2 separate regions of the Homo sapiens genome follow, and region 2 is linked to region 1. Evidence: chromatin loops called from intact Hi-C (ENCODE). Cell type or tissue: B cell. All regions are shown on one strand. Each heading gives the region's core, and the rest is flanking DNA. Links, peaks and the distances in the headings are about the cores only. Region 1 has its middle 13 kb from the start of LL22NC01-81G9.3. Region 2 has its middle 17 kb from the start of EIF3D.

The links. Peaks named below come from ENCODE experiments on the same cell type or tissue, not always from the same donor. Only the 100,000 strongest peaks of a DNase experiment are listed, where the experiment ranks them.
Region 2: a loop joins it to region 1, with 20 times the contacts of the local background. A loop is called at or near these places in 28 of 110 quality-filtered maps.

The regions. Positions count from the first base shown.
Region 1 is chr22:36,976,712-36,979,617 of GRCh38, forward strand. No RefSeq gene overlaps it. Among named protein-coding and RNA genes, the nearest start is that of LL22NC01-81G9.3, 13 kb to the left of the region's middle. In B cell, for the core only: CTCF peaks have their summits at 786, 1,551 (motif pointing left) and 1,755; DNase peaks (open chromatin) are centred at 830 and 1,480; H3K4me3 peaks cover 797 bases; H3K27ac peaks cover 639 bases.
Region 2 is chr22:36,544,829-36,547,734 of GRCh38, forward strand. No RefSeq gene overlaps it. Among named protein-coding and RNA genes, the nearest start is that of EIF3D, 17 kb to the left of the region's middle. In B cell, for the core only: a CTCF peak has its summit at 1,590 (motif pointing right); a DNase peak (open chromatin) is centred at 1,583.

The DNA of each region.
Region 1 (2,906 bases), core at 194-2,693:
GATTCTGACATGAGCATGAAAAGATGTGTCCAAGGATGCTCCGTGGGTGTGGTTTGTAATAGTCCCAAGGTGGAAATATCTGAAGCTCCCATCAGTGGGCATCTGGTTAGTGTAGCAATATGATAAGGGGGACTTTCAAGACTCCAAATTCAGATAAAGAGTCATCAAAGAGCCCACATCTGCAGAGAACCATAAACAGTGGGGGTCAGATGCCCTCTCAGGGTTCTGCAACCCCACATCCTCACTAACACACTCTGGCCCTCCTCTGGGCCAGGGAGACCTGGGCTAGAGAGAGAGGGAAGAAGTGTCAGAGAGGTGAGTGCTTGGCCAGGTAAGAAAAACTGTGGCTTTTCCTTCCCCCTTACCGTGAAGAAGGAGCTGGGGTGAGCTCCTCTGCCCCAAGCCAGGTGAGGATATCTCCCAGAGGAGCAATGGTAGAGCCTGGCGGTCTTCACTAAGGGGAGACTCACATTTTGTTCCCCAGTGAGAACAACCCATCGTGCCTGCCGGACCTTGCTGTGCTCTCTGCCTTCTGATAGGGAGGAGAGGGTTGGAGGGAGACCACGGGGGATGGAGGCTAGTGGGGCTGCCACACTTCCACCCCATGACGCCACAGGATGAAGGAGCTTCCAAAATGCACGTGGACCCCAAGGAAGGGAGTGAGGCGTGAGTGGCCACGCAGAGCCCATCCAAGGGGGCAGACAACTGGGTGAGAACACCCCAGCAGGCCAAGGCTGTGGGGTGTGCCCTAGAGGAGGGCAGGACCCGAGGCAGTATGGGGAGCTGCTGAGCCAGTGCATCTCCCTCACGGGGGCGCTGTGCAGTGTAGGTGCCCCTATGGGACACGCACACCTCCTCCAAGAGCGGCCCCCGCAGCGGAGCAGAGCTGGCCAGAGGAGCACTAAGTAAGCCAGGCTGACAGAGGTGCTGGAAAAGAGGTCCAAGGGGGAGCTGGAACTGTTACAGGCATTCAAACCAGAGTGACTCCATTTTGAACAGGGGCTGGGCTACTGGGCTGCGTTCCCAGGAAGTCAGGCATTGTTAGCCACGGGATGAAATAGAAAAAAAAAAGTTAGCCAGGTCTGGTGGCGCACACCTGTAGTCCCCGGAAGGATCGCTTGAGCCCAGGAGTTCGAGGCAGCATTGAGCTAAGATCTCGCCATTGCACTCGGCCTGGGTGACCGAGTGAGACCCTGACTCTAAAATAAGTAAATAAAAAGAACCAAAAAGTATCTAATTATGGATGATTTTTACTTTCGTTTAGACGCTATTCTCTATAATAAAAAATGTTGCATTTGTAATCAGAAAATTAAAAAAGAAAGAAAGAAAGAAAGAAAGAAAACTGTTAAAACTGAATTGGTAGAAGAATGGGTTAGTGAGACAATCCCTCGCAGAATCTTGTGCTTTGGGAAATCTCCGTGCCGTTTGTAGAAGGATTGCACCAGTGACGCGGTGACACCCATCTCCTCCCAGCCCCGCCTCCTTCCTTCCGGTCCGCTGCTGAGGCTTGGCTCGGCTTGTGCTGCCACCTACAGGTCAGCGACAGACATTACTTCAACCCCCCTTCCGCAGGGGCAGCCGCTCCCAGCTGCAGTTTTCCCTTTTCATTTTAAGCCCTTGGATTTCAGAGTTGAGGATGGAGATGTGTGGGAACTTCCAATGTGAAGTCAAGATAGGGGAGAGGGCAAGACAGAATGAGATAGAGAACACCTGTGTGTGCATCTGTACATGCAGGGCCCAGTGCAAAATGAAGATGTGGGGGCCCCTTGTTCAAAAATTATTAAGAATCTCAATATTGTAACAGTAGGGCATTAAATCAAGTGCAGCGCCCTCTGAGAATGAGCCGTCTGGGACTGCACAGGTTATAGGCTGCATGCCCATGAAGCCGACTGGCAACCTTGTATTTGGACTTAAGTTAGCAATGCTTTCGTATGCTGTGCCTAGGTGTGTATGTGTACAAATATGTATATTTGTGTGTGTGCATCATGTTTGCGTGCACCTGCTTGTACAAACGTGCTTAGATGTCTGGTTTTTGTTTCGTTTTGTTTTGTTTTCTACACGGAGTTTTGCTTTTTCACCCAGGCTGGAGTGCAGTGGTTCAATTTCAATTTGGGCTCAGTGCAACCTCCACCCCTGGGTTCAAGCGATTCTCTTGCCTCAGCCTCCCGAGTAGCTGGGATTACAGGCACCCGCCACCATGCCCAGCTAATTTTTGTATTTTTAGTAGAGATGGGGTTTCACTATGTTGGCCAGGCTGGTCTCCAATCCCTGACCTCAGGCAATCCACCCACCTCGGCCTCCCAAAGTGCTAGGATTACAGGTGTGAGCCACCACGCCCGGCCTTAGATGTCTGTGTGTAAGTTCATGTACAGTGTGTTTGTGTGTGTGTGTGTGTGTGTGCATATATGCATGTGAGACAGCAGGTTTCTCTGTTCCAGGGAAGGACAGGGGCCTCAGGTTTCTCACTCCAAGGCTGCTGAAGAATAGCAAGAGGGGCCGGGCGCAGTGGCTCATGCCTGTAAACCCGAGGCAGGCAGATCATAGGGTCAGGAGATCGAGACCATCCTGGCCAACATGGTGAAGTCCCCTCTCTATTAAAAATACAAAATTTAGCCAGATGTGGTGGCGGGTGCCTGTACTCCCAGCTACTCGGGAGGCTGAGGCAGAAGAATCGCTTGAACCCAAGAGGTGGAGGTTGCAGTGAGCCGAGATCATGCCATTGCACTCCAGCCTGGTGAAAGAACAAGACTTTGTCTCAAAAAAGAAAAAAAAAAAAAAAAAGACTAGCAAGAGGGTGTCTTCCTATAAGAGGAGTTGTCAGGTCCCACCCACTGAACTGCAGGGCTCTTGGCACAGAAAAACTCTCTCCTAACCTCAGCACTAAGGGAAGACCAAACTCTAGCTGG
Region 2 (2,906 bases), core at 216-2,715, 430 kb before region 1:
TGACCTCAGATGAGTCACTTCCTTTCCTTGAACCTCAGTTTCCTCATCTGTAAGGTAGAGCTAAGGATTCTGACCTCAAAGGAGTGTTCTGAGGGCCAAACGTTGGGAAAGTGGACAGGAGGCAATCTCAGACATCTCATTAGCTCAAGAGGACTCTAGATACCTGAGGGTCATTATGACTGTTGACAAGTAGCCACCTTCTCCCAAGAGATTTTGTTACCATCTGTTTAACAGTGACCTTGAAGGGGATCCATCCCCCACTTTGCCCTTGCCAGTCCCTTAAAGGAGCACGCATGGCCTTTGGTCAGGCTTGGACCCTGGAAGGGAATGCTTTGGGATTCTCTGACTTTGGGTGTGAACTGGGCCCTGGATGCAGAGCCCAAGGGTTCCCCTCTCCTGGGAGGCTCCAAGGTCACAGCGAGTACTAGGGTAGAGTTGGGAAGGAAGCAGAATTTCCTGGGCAAAAGAAATGTCAATAATTCTTTTGTTTTCTTCAAGGCATCTACCTGCCTATCTGGGGCTCCCCTTAAATCCCATGTCTGTGGCTGGAACTATTGAGACTCTCCTACTTTGAGGAGGTCCCACTGTCCTGAGTTCAAATCCTGACTTTTCTCCTTATTAGTTGAGTGTGACTTTGGTTGGACAAGATTTCAAATTCCTCTAAACTCCAATGTCCTCATCTACAAAATGGGCCTCTTAAGAGTACACATTTGGTAAGGTTTAGTGGGAATTAAGTGAGATTATGTGTGAAAGGGTTTAGCACAGTGTAGAGCTCAGTCAATGCCCGTTATTACTGTGATTGGAAATTAGAATGATTGCCACCCATCGTGTTTGTATAACACTTGACCATTTCTGAACTTATGCTTCTCTTACGCCATTTGATCTTCGCAATGACTCTTTGAGGTGGCCGGTGCAGGGATCATGACCTCATTGCACAGATGAGACAACTGGAGCTCAGAGAAGGCAACCGTCTACTCAAGGTCACACAGCTTGAGTATGGCAGAGTGGCAGAGCCAAGTTCACTTCTTGTTCTTTTTTTTTAAGATGGAGTCCGGCTCTGTTGCCCAGGCTAGAGTGTAGTGGCATGGTCTTGGCTCACTGCAACCTCCGCCTCCCGGGTTCAAGCGATTTCCTGCTAATTTTTGTATTTTTAGTAGAGAAGGGGTTTCACCATGTTGGCTAGGCTGGTCTTGAACCCCTCACCTCAAGTGATCCACCCGCCTCGGCCTCTCAAAGTGCTAGGATTACAGGCGTGAGCCACCACACCTGATCTCAAGTCTTCTGAGATGAAGATTAAACAGCACCTTCCACAGGGTCAGACCGGACGAGACAAGACCAGGCTTTGACCACGTGGTTGGGTTGTTCCCTGGGTGCTTCATATCTCCCAAAAACTCCTTGATAGAAATAATCCACAATGCTGTTTCAAACCCTTTTTGCCTCTGTTTATGCTCTGAGCCTGTACCACCTCTAGGGGCGAAGAAACTTCTCCTTTCTCCGTGGCGTCAAACGGACTTTTCCTTGTATTTGTCCTAAAGGGACCTCAGCAGCCCCTCCCCGTTGGGTCCGTCAAAGCACTCTGCCAGAAGGTCTGTGTGTTCTTCAGTGTGGGCACATGATGGCGCTGCTCCACAACGCATGAAAAATCAGGCCCAACCCACCCCTCACCCCCCGCCCCCCGGACTGCATTTCAACGCATCAAAGATCAATTAAACACCTACTATGTGCAAGTGACTGTGATTGCTCCGGGGAGGGCTTCAGTTATTCAATACTGTTATGTTTAGCTATATTAATAATAGCCGTAATAACATCGGTACAGGGCTTCATAGTTTATCGAGCAATTTACGTGGATTATCTGGTTCTATCTGCCAAGCAGTCCTGATGCGTTAGATCGGGTGGGTCTTTCTGTCCCACTTGAGGAGGAAACTGAGGCACGGAGGGTGACAGAACTTATGTAAAGGCACGGGGGAGAGAGGCACATGGTAGGCATTTGATGAATTATAGGTGGTGGATGGAATGAGGCAGACCCAGGCATCTATCTCCTCCAGGTTGTTATTCATCAGTGAGGGCCGGGATTGTATCTTATTTGTCTTTCCATCCCCACTCCTAGCACGGCTTCTGATTGAGGGCTTCCACAGACCTCTGTGGCAGGGAGAGGAGAGGCAGGGGGATTCCCTGTAGGCTGCAATGCCGAACAGCTCCTGGAAGGCTCTCTGAGGGTGTGCAGGCTGAGAGAGGTGGCTTCTGGGCTGGAGACTGCAAAGAGAGGAGGTCACTGCCTTCACCGTGTAGCATTTGCAGGACATGAATGACTCACCGTAATTCAGCTCCTGAAGGCACCAAGTAGCTGAGTGGTCAGGATGATTCATTCATTCATTCAACAAACGTTTTCTGAGTGCCTGTTACATGCTAAGCATTAAGAATGCAGGTATGCAAACACAGCCTCTGTCCCCCTGGAGCTTCCAGAGCAGTGGAGGAGATGGAGGGCAAAGAGCTAGCAATGCGGTTTGGTTTGAGTTGCCCAGAAGTCTGTACTGAGTGCCACGGGGTAACCAAGTCTAGTGGCACAGTGTGAAGGCTACAAGAGGGGGAGATGTTTTGCAGGATTTGAAGGATGAAATGAATTTGCAGATAACCAGACAAAGAAAGGTGCATGAGGACTGGGGGAAGGAAAGCATCAGGGGCAGTGGGGTATGTACGGGCAGGAGCTGTCAAAGGGCGTCAGTCATGTGTTTGAGGATGGGTAACAGATGCAGTAGGAAAGACAGTGGTACCAGCAGGGAGGGCCTTGAAAGCTATTCTGAGGACTGTGAATTGCATCTTGTATTTGTCAGGGAATCACCATGCTGGGAGCTCTGCTAGGAGCTCAGAGTTCCATGGAGAAGGTGGGCAAAGAGAGGCCCATCACT